2 separate regions of the Homo sapiens genome follow, and region 2 is linked to region 1. A link is a loop called in an ENCODE intact Hi-C map of the cell type or tissue named here. Cell type or tissue: Calu3. All regions are shown on one strand.

Evidence for each region. Peaks named below come from ENCODE experiments on the same cell type or tissue, not always from the same donor. Only the 100,000 strongest peaks of a DNase experiment are listed, where the experiment ranks them.
Region 2: a loop joins it to region 1, with 3 times the contacts of the local background. A loop is called at or near these places in 2 of 110 quality-filtered maps.

The regions. Positions count from the first base shown.
Region 1 is chr10:85,798,795-85,806,794 of GRCh38, reverse strand. All of the region lies in intron 8 of GRID1 (glutamate ionotropic receptor delta type subunit 1), which reads left to right. Among named protein-coding and RNA genes, the nearest start is that of GRID1-AS2, 160 kb to the right of the region's middle. In Calu3, no CTCF peak of the experiment used is centred here; no DNase peak of the experiment used is centred here.
Region 2 is chr10:85,544,645-85,552,644 of GRCh38, reverse strand. All of the region lies in intron 4 of LOC105378404 (a long non-coding RNA gene), which reads left to right. Among named protein-coding and RNA genes, the nearest start is that of GRID1-AS1, 29 kb to the left of the region's middle. In Calu3, no CTCF peak of the experiment used is centred here; a DNase peak (open chromatin) is centred at 4,404.

The sequences.
Region 1 (8,000 bases):
GAATTGAATGCCCCCTTCATTGTAGGCAAGTTTTTGATTTCTGTCACTATAAATATTATCTATTCTAGAACATACAAATAAAGTACACAGTCATCTTTTATATCAATTTTCTTTTAATTAGCCTAATGTTTTTGAGTTTTCCACGTTGTTTTGTTTATTCCTTTTTATTGAATTGTTCCTTTTTATTTGAGTGGCATTTCATTATATGAATATTATCACAATTTTATGAAAATTTGTTTTTTTTTCCAAACTTGGGTTATCATAAATCCAGCTTCTGAGAACATTCACATGCAATTATTTGTGTGGATGGGGACGTATGCTTTAATTTGTCTTAATTAAATATCTAGGGTTATGATAAATGTCTAGCCATAGTCTAAGAACACAGTCTAAGAAATTGCTGAACTGTTTTCCAAATTGGCTATATCCTTTTGTATTCTCACCAGAAATATATGGAATTTCCAGTTGCTCCACTTTCTTACCAACACTTGGCATGACTGTGTTAATTTTTGTCATTCTGGTGGGCATATAGTGGTATTTGTGTTTTCAAATTCTTCTATAAAGACTAATAATATTGAGCATCATTTCATGTGCTTGTTGGTAACTCTTAATGTGTTCTTTTGTGAAGTGTCTATTCAAATCTTTTGCCCATTTAAAACATTGGATTGCTTGTCTTCTTTGATTGAGTTATATAATTTCTTCAATATTCTGGATACCATTCATTAATTAGGTGTATGTATTGTGAATATTTTCTCCCAGACCATAGCTTGCTTGTCTTTTCCTTAATGGACTTTTTTTTTTTTAAAGCATGATAGTTATGGGGTCCAATTTATCAATCTTTCTTTTATGGCTTTTTGTTTCCTATTAAAAAAACTTTGTCCATCCCAAAGTCACAAATATTTTTCCCTATGTTTTTGTCTAAAATTTTATAGTTTTATGTTTTACTTTTCTGGCTATGATTGATTTTGAATTATTGTTTTGTATGTGTTGTGAGGGAGGTATCAAGGTATTTATTTACCTATTTATTTATCATATGATATCTAATTATTGAAAAGGCATTTCTTGCCCTAATTTATTACTTTGGGATCTTTGTTGAAAATGCATTCAGCATGTATATGTGGATCTTTTTCCAGACTCTCTAGTCTGTTTAGTTTTTAAAATACACTTATCTTTAAGCTAATACCACACCTTCTTCATTACTGAAGCTTTATAGTCACATGATGTAAATTCTTCACTTTTACTGCCTTGGTAAACATTATTTTGTCTATTCTTAGTCCTTTAAATTTTTAGAATCACATAATTTCTTAGAGTCAAATTGTCTGAAAACATCTGGGATTTTTTGGGGGGGATTGTTAAATCTTTTGACCAATTTAGGGTTTATTGGACATCTTAACAATATTGAGTCTTTCACTCATGAACATGCCAAATCTTTTCATTTATTTAGGTTTTATTTTATTTTTCTCATCAATAGTTTTTTAGTACACAGCCCTTGCATATATCTTATTAAATTTAGTATTATGTAGTTTATGTTTTGTACACTGTTTCAAAAGTTGTTTTAAATTTCATTTTTCAGTGGCTAACTAATGGTGTGTAGACAGATACCAGGTTTTTGTATCCTGTGAACTTGTTAAATATGTATTAGATCTAGAATTTTATTTCTATATTTTATTATTATATTCCTATATATTATGTATAGTATGTTCCTATATTCTAGTATATTTTTCTTATCTTCTTTGCATTTTTTAGATATATGACCAAAAGGGCAGTCAACTTCTTCCTTCCTTTTCTCCCTTCTCTCTCCTCCCATCCTCTTTTTTCCTTCATTTTCTTTTCTTTTCATTCTGTGGTTTTTTCTTTTGTACCTTTACTATAATGTTGGAAAGATGTGGTAAGAGCTGACATCCTTGTCCCCAAACTTAATTAGAAAGTATTCAGGTTTTATTATTAAGCATGTTGTGAAATGAAGGTTTTTTTGAACATGGGCTTTATCCAGTTTTTTTGTTGCTGAGGCATTTACCATAATTCAGCTTTGAATGTAATACAATTTTTACTGTGATTGTTATGGTAATTTGTTGCCTTATTCTGTTAATGAGGAGTGAATTATATTGACTGATTTTTTTTGAAAGGTAAAACAACCTTGCAATTCTATGACAAATACGTACATAGTCATAATGCTATATCTTTTTTATATATAAGTGAATTAGATTTATTATGATGAAGGGTATTAATCTATGATTTTTTTCTTGTAATGTCTTTGATTTTGAATGAGTATAACATTGGTCATATAAAATGAGTTAGGAAGTACCCTTTCCCCTGTTCTGTCTGAAGTTGTTTGTGTGAAATTGGTATTGTTTGTTCCCATATGGTTGTGTAAAGCCATGTAGACCTGTATTTTCTTTGTATGAGGCTTTTGAATTATGAATTCAATATCTTTAATTGTTACAGGTCTATTTAGAATTCTTAGTTCTTCTAATGTCAGTTTTGGTCATTTGGATCTCAAAACTTTTTTTTTCACTTTATTTTTTCAAATTCATTGGCATATTATTTATAGCAGTCTTTTATTATCATTTTCATGTTCGTAGAATCAGTAGTGATACCCTGTCTTTTACTCCCTAGATGGGTAATTTATGCTTTTTTTTCATTTTTTTCTTCCTTAACTAGTCTAAATAGGGTTTTATCAATTTTTATTGTTACTGTCAAGAATGAATTTTTGTCTTTATATATTTTCTGTTTTTTTTCAATTTCATTGATATCCCCTATTTAGTGTTCCATTAATTCTATTTATTTTGTGCTTACTTTGTTCTTCTTAGCTCCTTAATTGAAAGCTTGGGTTAGTGACTGTATACCTTTCTCTTTTAAAAAAATATAAATATTCAGAACTATAACTTTTTAAATAAATACTGCTTTGACTGTGTCCCATAAACTTTGCTATTTGAGTGTGCATTATTTTTTAGCTCAAAATATAACAAAAAGTATAAATGTGTGAGGTGATGGATACCCCATTGACTCTGATGTGATTATTATGTATTGATGCTTGTATCAAAACATCTGATGTAACCCACAAATATATACACTTACCATGTACCCACAAAAATTAAAATCTAAAAATATATTTTCTAATTTTCATTACAGTTTTTTGACCAATTGGTTATTTTCACATATGTTGCTTAAATTTCTTTATTTAGAGCTTTTTTTTTGAAAATGCTTTTGTTATTAATTTATTAATTAATTTTGTTTTGGTCACAGAATATTTTCTGCTTGATTTTAGTTGTTTTAAAGTTATTGAGACTTGTCTGATAGAAAAACAATAGTTAATCTAGGTGAGTAGTTCATTTGCACTGAAGTTGTTGGATGTGGTGTTCCATAAATGTCAGTTAGGTTAAGTTTGTATGTGGGGTTTTTAAAAATAAATTAATCGTATTTTTAGTGGGTACATAATAGGTGTATATATTTATAGGATACATGAGATGTTTTGATACAGGCATGCACTGTGAAATAATTACATCATGGGGAATGTATCCATCCTCTCAAACATTTATCTTTTGTGTTACAAATCAATCCAATTATACTCTTTTAGTTATTTTTAAATATACAGTTAAGTTATTATTGTCTATAGTCACACTGTTTTGCTATCAAATAATAGCTCTTACTCATTCTTTTAACTATATGTTTTGTACCCATTAACCATCCCCACCTTCCACTTACCCTCCAACTACCCTTCCCAGCCTCTGGTAACCACCCTTCTGGCAACCAACCTCTTGTCCAGTGTTGGAAAACAATTTTTATTGTATATTTATTCCTGTTTTTATTTATGGTGGAAGTGCTAGTACCAATTACTCTCTGTCTCCATGAGTTCAATTGTTTTGATTTTTAGATCCTGCAAATAAGCAATTTGATTTGAATGTTCCTTGGTGTGTGTGTGTGTGTGTGTGTGTGTGTGTGTGTGTGTGTGTGTGTGTTTATTCTGCTTGGATGCTTGGAGTTCTGGTGAGATTGCAGGACTCTCTTCATCTGTCTCTCTTCTCTCAACGGTCACAGTTCTGCCCTGCCTCTTGTCCAGTGTTTGAAAACAGTTTTTTTTTGTATATTTATTTCTGCTTTTAAGTTATTTATTGGTGGAAGTGCTAGTACCAGTTCCTCTGTTATGACCAGGATTAGGAGTTCTTCCTATTAAAATTTAATTTTTTTTCCTTTTAAAGATAAGATCTGAATCTATGTGGAGATAAATTTTGTGCATAATATGAGTTGGCATACAATTTCATTTTTAAAAGGTTACGAATAAGCATTTTACCACAGTTCTATTTATCCAGTAGTCCTTTGCCTAATGATTTATCATGCCTCCTGTTTTCTATAGGCAAATTTTCATATTCATATATATGTGGGTCTGCTTCTGGGTTCTCTATTTTATTGTGATGGTCAGTTGATCTATCACTGTACCAATACTGAACTATCTTAATTTCTATGGCTTAATAATAAATCATATAAATCATATTATCTGTTAAGTTGGGTTCTCTCTCCCAGTTCTTCTTCAGAAATGTCTTAGCTATTCTTGGCTCTTTATTCCCTCCAAGTTCCTTGTGAAATGTTGCTTTTTTGATTAGCATTTCTTTGGCTGTATAGAACAATTTCAGCGACAGTTGATATCCTTACCATATTATGTCTTGTTTTCCTTGATCATGGGTTAACAGTTCATTTTAAAATTCTTTAATGACTTTCAGTAATTTTTATAACTTCCTCTTACAGATGTTGCACATTTTTGTTAGATTTATTTGCTATTGTAAATGCTGTCCTTTAAAGATGTTTTCTCTAATTGTTTGGTGTATAGAAAAACAAGTAACATTTATAGAGAGATTTTATATTTGTTTATCTAAATTCATCTCTTATAGCTAATAGTTTTTCTCAAGATTATTTTTGTTTGTTTTATATATAAACACGTAATCTGAAAATAATATCTCTTAATTTCACATATCTAATTCTTAGGTTTTTTTCCCTATAATTGTATATTCTAGAACATGTAGTATAATGTTGAATAGATTTGTTAATATTGAACATCATTTTATGTTCTGATTTTAAAGCAGTTGCTTTACATTTTCCCACTTATGGTTATGTTTATTAAATGTACTTTGTAGATCCCTTTTATCAAAATAAAGCACTTTCTTTCCATTCCTAATATAATTTTATCATAAATAAGATATTAAATATTATGGAAAGTTTTCTTTGTCTCTGTGAGGTGATGACATGGGTTTTCTCTATTAATTTGTTTAACAAAATTCATAAATTCTGTTGTATTTAGTTATTTAGAATTTGTTTTAAAGATTTTTAACACTTTTATTTAGACATTTTACATTTATATTGACAAATAAAATGAATAGTCCTGTAAAATTTTCTTCTTGAATAATTTTTATTTCTTTTCAGATCAAAATTATAGTGGATTTATAAGACGAGTTACAGTATGCTCCTTTTGCTTATATTTCTAAAAAGAACATGCATCTTGTAAATTTAGTAAAAATTGCCTATGAAAATGTTAAGAACTTCTTTGTGGGAAAACCTTTAATTCTTTTAATTTTTTTCAAAAGCTAACAGAATTTTCATGTTTTATTTCTTATTGAATTATTTTACATTAACTTTAACAAACAAATTTTCTAACTTCTAAAAGTTATTAGCATAAAGGAATTAATAATATTCTCTCATATTTTAGTTTTTACTCTGTTGTTAATTATGTCACTTTTTAAATCATAATATTGTTTGTTTGTTGTCACTCTTTATTTCTCTCTCTCTCCAAATCAATAATCCCAGAGGTTTGCCTATTTTATTATTCTTTTTAAATAATTGACTTTTATGTATATTGGAGTCTTTCTATTTTAACGAAACAGCTCAAACTCTGTAGCCAGATTCTGGCTCCAGCAATTACTAGCTGTGTGGTTCTGTGTTAATTACTTAAACTCTCTGTGCTTCCGTTTCTATCTCTGTAAAGTGGGAATTATATCCACCTCATAGGTTGTTATGATGATTAGAAGAGTTAATAACTGCAAAGCACTCGTGCTGCCTGACACATAGAAAGTAATATATAAAGATTTATTAAGTAAATAAATAATTGTGTTAATTTCTGTCCTTATCTCCTTCCTTGTATATTTTTGAAATTAATGTTACTCTCTTTATAGATTCTTAGGTTTTGCTTCTCTTCTAATATAAGAATTGGAAGTTAAATATTTTCCTCGAATTACCACTTTTGCTATATTCTATAAATTTAGCTATGTGGTCATCGTTTTGGGGTTTTGTTGTTGTTATAGTTCTAGATGGTTTTGAACTATCCATTATGGATTTTTCTATGATCTTGGAGTTATTTACAAGTACTTTAAAATTTTTCTCTATGTAACAATATCTTATGTTTTTGTTTCTATCTTGTAACCTTTGGTTAAGAACATAGTTTGTTCTTGTTTAGTATGTAATCCAGTTTCGGGACTGTATTATAAATGCCTGAGAATGATGTGTGTTTTTATATTGTCTGATACGCAACTATATGCTCATTAAATTGTGTTGTTCACATCTTCTATAATTTTGGCCATTGGTTTGCTTGACCAATGAGGAAGTTCCTTAGAAATTACTCACTTAATAGAGTTTTAGAGTTTTTTTTTTTGTAATTCTATATGTGTATATCTTGTGACTAATTTATTAGGCACATACTTGTTTAGACATGCATGAATTAGATATGTGTTTTTGATTCATTAAATGCTTTCAACATTCTGTAGTGATTTTCTATATTCCCTATACTTTTTAATTTTGTCTTTTAATTGACACATAATAATTGTGCATGTTTATAGGGTACAGTGTGATGTTTTGATACATATATACATTGTATAATAATCAAATCAGCATAATTAGCATATTAATTACCTCAAACATTTGTCATTTCTTTGTGATGAGAACATTCAAACTTCCCTCTTCTAGCTATTTTGAAATATACAACACACTATCTTTAACTGTAGTCACCCTACTATGCAACTGAGCACCAGAAGTCATTACTCCTCTTTAACTAATTTTATACCCAATAAACAACCTCTGCCCTTCTCCACCTCCCCACTACTCTCCCAACTTTGGTAACCACTATTCTACTCTCTACTCCTATGAGATTGGCTTTTTTAAGATTCCACGAGTGAGACCATGTGACATTTTTCCTGTGCTTGGCTTATTTGGGTTAACGTAATGTCCTCTAGGTTCATCCATTTTGTTGAAAATGACAAGATTTAAGTCTTTTTTATCGCTAAGTAATATTATGTTGTGTTGTATGTATAACACATTTTAAAAATCTATTCATCCATTGGTAGGCACTTAGGTTGATTCTATATCTTAGTTATTGTGAGTAGTGTTGTAATAAGCATAGATAAACATAGGAGTGCAGATATTCCTTCAACATAATCATTTTTCATATATAGAAGAAAACAGTTCTAAACTTTGTATGGAGCTACAAAAGATCCCAGATAGCAAAAGCAATCTTAAACAAAAAGAACAAAGCTGGAGGCATTACACTTTCTGACTTCAAAGTATACCCCAAAGCAATAGTAACCAAACAGGTTGGTACCAATGTAGACATGGACATGTAGACCAATTAAACAAAAGAGAGAGCCCAGAAATAAATACACACATTTACAGCCAACTGGTTTTCATAAAGGTGCCAAGAGCAGACATTAGAAAAAGTAGTCTTCTCAATAATGATGCTGGAAAACCTGAATATCTACATGCAGAAGAATGAAAATAGACCCTTATCTCTTATAAAAATCAACTCAAAATAGATTAAATACTAAAATGTTAGACCCCCAAACTATGAAACTACCAGAAAAAAATATGGGAGAAACACTTCATGACATTGGTCTAGGCAATAACTTTTTATGTAAGACCTCAAAAAAAAGACAACAAATACAAAAATAGACTAATGAGATTAAATCAAACTAAAAAGCTGCACAGCAAAGGAAACAATCAACAGTGAAGAGACAACCTGCAGAATA
Region 2 (8,000 bases), 250 kb after region 1:
GTGTATGTCAAATTGTTCTATCATCATTTGTTGAAAAGGATACTTGTATTCATTGAATTGCTTTTGTAGCTTTGTGAAATATAAATTGGCCACACTTGTGTGGGTTAATTTCTGGACACTACTCTGTTGCATTGATCTACATGTTTGATCCTTACCAATAGTACATAGTTTTGATTACTTGATTACTTGATTTATAGTAATTATTAAAATTGGACAGTATGATTTCTCAGAATGAATTTATATTTCTTTTGCAAAATTACTCTAGTTATTCAAATTTCTTTGCCTTTCCTCATAAATTTTAGAATCAGCTTGTCTATACAAAATATTCTGCTGAAATTTTGGTTAGTACTGAATTCATTTACAGATCAAATTGGGAAGAATTAATATCTTTCCTATATTAAATCTTGTAATGCCTGAATATGGTAGGTCTCTTCATTTATTTAGGTCTTCTTTAATTTCTTTCAACAGTACTTTATAGTTTTCAACATACAGATTCTCCATTTGATTTTCTTCCAGATTTATGCCAAAGTGTTTCCATTGTTATTGGAGTTATTATAAATGGTATTGTTTTTGTTTTAATTTCTGGTTTTAATTGTACATTGTTAGTATATAAAAAATGGTTAATTTTTCAGTATTGACTTACTTTTTGCAACCTTGTCAACTTTGTTATTTTAGACATTTTTTACTTGTATGCATTTATGGGGTACAAGTGTAATTTTGTTACATGGATAGATTAGTGGTGAAGTCGGGGCTTTTAGTGTATCCATCACCTGAATAACATATATTGTACCCATTAAGTTATTTCTTATTGTCCATGTCCTCCTAGTTCCTCACTTTTCTAAGTCTCAATTTTCTATCATTCCACACCCTGTGCCCATGTGTACGCATTATTTAGCTCCCAGTTAGAAGTGAGAACATGTGGTATTTGTCTTTCTGTTACTGACTTGTTTTACTTAATGGCCTCCAGTTCTATTCATATTGCTGCAAAAAGATATAATTTCATTCTTTTTATGGATGAATAGTATTCCATTGTATATACATACAACAGTTTCTTTATCCAATCATCCTTTAATGGATACTTAAGTTGATTCCATATCTTTGCTATTGTGAATAGTGCTAGAATAAACATAGGTGCAGATACCTTTTTGATATAATGATTGCTTTTCCTTTGGGTAGATACCTAATGATGAGATGGCTGGATCAAATGGTAGTTCTATTTTTTGTTCTTTGAGGAGTCTCCATACTGTTTGCTAAAGTGGCTGTACTAAATTACATTCCCACCAACAGTGTATAAGCACTCCCTTTCTCTGCATGCTCTCCAACATCTGTTATTTGTTTTTGATCTTTGTTCTTTGGGATTTTCTATACAGACAAGCATGTCCCCGTGAATAAAGACAGTTTTATTTATTCATGTCTAATTTATTTCTAAAAAATAATTTCTGTTTCTTGCCTATTGCATTGGCTAAAAGTTCCAGTACTATGTTGAATAGGGATAGTGAGAAAGGATTCCTTGTTTTTCCTAATCTGAAGAAGAAAACATTCACACTTTCATTATTAAGTATGATAGTAGCTGTAGATTTTGTTTGTAGATACCTTTTATCAAATTGAGGAAGTTCCTTTCGGTTCCTGGTTTGCAAAGAATTTTTATCATAAATGAATGCTCAATTTTGTCAAATTATTTTTCTTCATCAATTGATCTGATAATGTATTTTTTCTTCTTCGAACTCTAAATGTGATGGATCACATTGATTGCTATTCGAACATTGAACCAAGTCATATTTTACTGGGATGAATTCCATTTGATCATGGTGGATTATCATTGTCATTATGATGATTTTTATGTAGCTTCATTAAATTTAATAATATTTTGTTGACAATTCTTGCATCTTTTAATGCAAGATATTGGTCTGTAGTTTTCATTTTTTTCTACTGTCCTGCTTTAGTTTTGGTACAGAGTGATGCAGGCTTCATGAAATTATGTAGACAAAATTTTTATTCTATTATTTGAAAGACATTTTCGACACCTGATGTTATTTTTTAAAATATTTGATATAACTACACTGGGAAATCATCAGAGATTGGAATTTCTTTTTCAGGAGACTCTTGAGCTACAAATTCGAATTATTTAATATATGTAAGAAGATTTGTCTATTTCATCTTGTCTGAATTTGTAGTTTACAGTTTTTGAGGAATTGTATCATTTCAGATAAATTATTGAAGAGAGTGCATAGAGTTGAGCTGGCTATTCACTCTCTATTCTTCTTACATGTATGTCATTTTTAGTGAGAGCACCTCTTTCATTTTTACTGTTGGTAATTTATATATTTTCTCTTTTTTTAACAATCTTGATATTTATCCATTTCATTTATTATTTCAAAGAACCAGCTTTTACTTTCATTGATACTTAATATTTGTTGTCTGAATTAAACAAAAAATTTTTTACTCTTATCTTTTATCTTTACTCTTATCTTTACTCTTTTCTTCTTTAAACTTGCTTTGAATTTATTTTGCTCTGTTTCTTATTTTTTAAGTTAGAAGCATAGAATATTGATTTAAGAACTTTCTTCTTTCCTAATTAATAAATGCATTTATTGCTGTGAATTTCAGTCTAATCACTTCCTTAACTGTACACAACATCTTTGATCTATTTGTGCTTTTATTTTCTTTAAGTTCTATTTTTTTTCTAATTTATCTTGGAACTTTCTCTTTGACTCACAGATTATTTTAAAGTGGGGTAGGTAATATGCAGATGTTTGCTGATTTTTCAGTCATCTTTCTATTATTGATGTCTAGTTTAATTCCATGAAAGTCTGAGAACATTGTAGAGTTTAATTATTTTAAACTTCATAAAGTTTTTTAAATGATTCAGGTTATGGAGTATCCTGGTAAATGTACCATGTGGACTTAAAAAGAATGGGTATTCTGCTGTCATTGAGTGTAGTGTTCTGTAAACATCAATTATATGCAATTGGTTGATAGTTTTATTCAATTCTTCAATGTCCTTGCTGACTATCTGCCTTCTAGTTCTCTATATTACTAAGTGATATATTGAAATCTCCTAATATAATCACAAATGTTTGTATTTGTCCTTTAATTTCTGTCAGTTTTGCATATTTAAGCTCTGTTGTTAAATACACATGCATGTAGGATTGTTATTGTTATTTCATATGCAAGGACTCCCTGTAATTTTCTCTGCTCTGAACTATCCTTTTCTCATATTAGTATAGCCAATCAGGCTTTTGTGGGTTAATGTTTGCATGGGACATAATTGTCTATCCTTTTTCTTTTCATTTACCTATTTTGTTATCTTTGAAGTGAGTTTATTGTAGACAGCGTATAGTTGAGTAATTTTTAAAAATCCATTCTGAAAATTTCTCTTAATTGCTGTGTTTAAGATTATTATTAACAGATTTGTATTTAACTCTACTATTTCATTGTCTGCTTTCTGTCACTTCTATTTGTCATTTGTTTCTCCTTTTTTGTTTTCATTGAGTGACATTTAAGTTTCTTTTATTCTGTTTTAATTGATCTATTATGGTTTTTACTTCATCTGTTTATTACTGGCTGCTCTTATAATTAAAATATATACACTTTCTTTTTTTGTAAACTTCTAAGAATTTTAGTACATTATATAGAAAACTTAACATCACATAGGTCCCCTTACCTTCCTTCCTTTACGTTATAGTTTTCATATTACAACAACTTACATTAAAAACGTTATCAGATGAATGTTATAATTTTTGCTTCAAACATGTAATAAATTTTAAAAACTAGAGAAGAGGAAAATAGCCTATTATATTTATGAAGATTCTCCTTTATTTCTAAAATTCCAATGACATGCATTTTAATCTTTTATTATTGTCACACAGATCTCTGGGGCTCTCTTCATTTTTTCCCTCTCTGTTTTTGCTAATAGGCCCATCCAGTGAGTTTTACATTTTGGTTACTATACTTCTCAGTTCTAAAATTTCTATTTGATTCTTCTTTTTATATGTTATTTATTTGTTGACCTTCCGTTTTTCCATTTTTTTCAAGAGTGTTTACTATTGCTTCTCAGGCCCTTCGAATAATAGATGCTCTGCAGTCTTTATCAGGTAATTCCAACATCTGTGTCATCTTGACATTTGTGACTGTTAATTGTCTTTTCTCATGCAAACTGAAAGTTTCTTGTGGTTTTTTTTTTTCCCATGGCAAGTAATTTTGGCTTAATTCCTGGATATTTTGAATATTATGTTTTGTACTCTGGTTCTTATCTAAATTCTATGGCAAATGTTGATATGGTTCTCTTAGTGGCAAGGCAACCTGAATAAGTTCAGACTACAAGTTTCAACTTGCCTTCTGTGGGCTGTGAATTCAATCTCAGTTCACTGCTCAGTGCCTCACAGTGCTATTCAGATTTTGCCCACATGTGTGCCACCCTGTGGTGGATTTGAGACTTGGTCAATGATCTCGTTATTAGTTCTGTCCTCTAAATCTTTATATGCTCAGTAGAATCAGATCCACGCATGTGCAGACTGAAAGTGAACCCAGGATTTCTTAAACTACTTTATGGGGGATGTCTTCTTGGTGTCCTCCCTTTTCACAGTCTCTCAGGTAAAGTATATCCAGTGGCTTTTTACAGACTCCAAAGGGTCCCTAGCACTCCTCTTTTTGGTCCTCCAGAGAAAGTGTTGTGACTTTATTTTTTCTGCCCTGCCATGCACTTCCATGACTACATTTTGTCTGGGGTCAAGTGGAAGGATGATATATGAGGAAAAAGGCAATGGTAGCTCTCTCTACACTCCTGGGTTCCCAACCCCACTGAATAGCGAGGCTTCTGCCACTACTGCTGTGATATTACTTGGAGGATAAACAACAGCAACACAACATTGACAACAGAGGATTTCCACATTCCTTTTGAGATTTCAGAGTTCCTTTCTCACCTCCTGGAGCCAGAATGGGAGAGTTTTTCCTGGAGGCCTCTCTGTTTGTGCCAATGACCACCTCTTGGTTTCAGTTTGAATTGCATTCAGCCTAGAGGATAACATAGGGAAAAAATGCATAAACTCACCACCATGTGGTGATGCTTTGAATTCTGGTCTTCTTTCCAACCCATTTGCTACTATTTGCTTTTCATTGTCCTAAAATATCTCCTCCATATATTCTCTCCTGATTGTGTAGTCACAGCAATGGGAAAGACAACAAAAACATAGTTACTCCAAAGGACACAGAACTGGAATATATCCATTAGGGTTTTTTTTTTTTTTTTTTTTTGCATTTTTTTCAAATTTTTATTTTGAACTAATTTAAGACTCACAGAAGTTGCAAAAATAATACTGGAGGTTCCTGTGTGTACTTTCCCTAGCTTTCCCCAATGACAACATCTTATATACAAGAGTAACATTTTCAAAACCAGAAAATCGGTAGTGTTACAACACTATTAATTAAACCATAGGAATTATTTGACTTTTATCAGCTTTTGTTGGTGGTGGTGATGTTGATGATGATATGCAGTACTGTGGAATTTCACATGTATAAATTTCTGTTGACACCACCACAATCAAGATATAGAACTCTTCCAGCACTACAAAAAAACTCCCTCATGCTGCTATATCTGTATAATCACACTCTTCCTCTGATTCTAACCCCTGGTAACCATTGATCTGTTCTCCATTATTGTAACTTTTTCATTTCAAGGTTGCTCTATAAATGGAATTATACAGTATAGCCATTAGTTTTTAACAGAATCCGATCTTTGGCACCTTGTGTTTTATTGCTATTAAACATTCAGACATCAGCAATATTCCTTCAATGGGACAAGGACTGTAAAACACTGTACCTCAAGTCCCTCTGACCAGTACAGGAGCTGAAAAAAGAGTTATTGTAGTATAGGATATATTTATTGACTAGGTTCTGTTAAAGGATCACATACCTCATTATTGTTCATTTCTGAGAGCCCAACTGCTGGCCTGTTGGAGTCAGAGAAAAACTAGCTTTCACTGGACTCATGGCTTCAGGTCACAAACTATGACGAGGAGACCACGCTTGTCTCCTCTCTTCCCCTGTCCCCCTGTGCCACCTCCATGAGTGTGAGGTCAGGAGAACAGTGTGCTGGCAGACCACAGTGGAGCTGTTCAGAAAAAGGCACATTTAAACACACCTATTATCTCCATGCCTTTGTCAACAAAATATTTCAATTTCTGATGAATCTCTCTGTGTTCCTAGATTCATTTTAGGTCCAGCAAAACATATTGTTTCTTTGTTTGCTTTTCTATTTGCTCATGGTTATTACTTCCCCCTGAATGGTTCATTATAGCAGCAGTCATAGAATGATCATCTTGGAGTATATTATTATTTATTATGTATCGAGTGCCATAAAGGCTCATAAAGCTTTCCAGGTGCCTATAAGGATACCAGCCATTGGCTGCAGAGCACACAGCTGCGCTTAGGCACTTACTAGAGAGATGCAGCAGGAGATCTGAAGATGAAGCAGGCAGTTCCGGGGAGCAATTGATTCCTTCCAGCTTCCCCCTAGCAGAGGACGTGGTTGCAGAGCTCAGGAAGCTCCATGCTGTAAGGACACAGAAGAGGAAGTGAACAGAGAATGCACTCTTAATGTGGGTTTCATAGGCGAAGGTGGTGGTGCCTATAATAGTAGGAGAGGGAGCAAGACTCCTTTAGTTATAAAAATACAACTCTGATTCTCATATATTCTGAATGAGATTCTGTAGTCTCATTCAGAGAGGATAGGGAATGAAAGCAGGAAGGCAAAGATCACTTACATTTATTATCTATGTGCCAGCACTGATTTGGGCATTGGAATAGAGAGGACTGGAACCCATGGTGTGTTACAAAAAACAGACAAAAGATGAATAAATAAATATATAATGTAATGTTTCAGAAGGAGACTGAAGTTGGGTAAGGAGATCAAGCATAAAAGATGGTTATTTTTGATAAACCAGGGAAGCATGTTCTGAGACATGTCCTTTGAGCAGAGACCTTAATGAACTGAGGGAATGAACCATGTAAATATCTGGAGAAGGGCTTTGAGTAAGAAGGAACAGCACATGCAAAGGCCCTGGTTATGCTTACTCTTGGCAAGTGAAGTGGCAGTGATCCATTAGTGGGACTGAAGCCCAGGAGACAAAGCGGGGGTGGGGGGTGGGTGCTAAAGATGAGGTTGGAACATCAGCCATGGGCAGACCATGTAGACTGTGGGGAAAAGGGTGAATTTGTTCTCTGGGTGATAGCAAGTCATTGAAGGGTTGAAATGGGGAAACTGCATTAATCTGTTCATGATTTTAAAAGTTTACATTAGGTGTTGTGCTAATGTGTGGAGAATAAACAGGGATAGGTGAGCATAAGAATGAGTCTGTGTGTCCATGACGAGCACTTGCCAGGCTGACATACCCATTACATTTTATTCCTATGAAATTCTACCAATGCAGTAGATAGGTAACAATAATCTCCATGTGACGGAATAGTCTGTGACTCAGCAACTGCTGTAGTTTACTCTTGCAATAAACAGGAAGCAGGCACTTGAACCCAGGGGTGGTTCAGTTCTGATCTCTCCTTTTATCCCAGAAACAGCTTGGCTGCGGATACCTTGCTTTTGAGAGCCAGGAAGGGTCATTGCCCCTGCATTCTTGTCTCTATCCATTCTGTTTCCTCCTTGGGCAATGGAGACCAGATGTGTTTGTCTCACCCTCATGATTAAAGTTTAGATCCCATATATCCCTCCACATTTCCATTTGCCAGTGCCCTCCCAGGTGGCATCAGAAAACACACTGCCGTGATCAAGTGAGTATGACCCTTGGTGAACACTCTCCTCCCCATCTGGGATTGCCACTTCCCTTGTTTAAAACACCAGACACAGGCAGAGATTCTCTTCTTAACTCTCCAGTACTATCTTCCCAAGAAGTGCGATTTCCCTAGGTTTGCTCACCATTAGAGCCCAAATTCTGAAATTAGCTGGTATTGTCTGTCAGCAAAATGGTAACTAATATGAAATCCATTAGAAA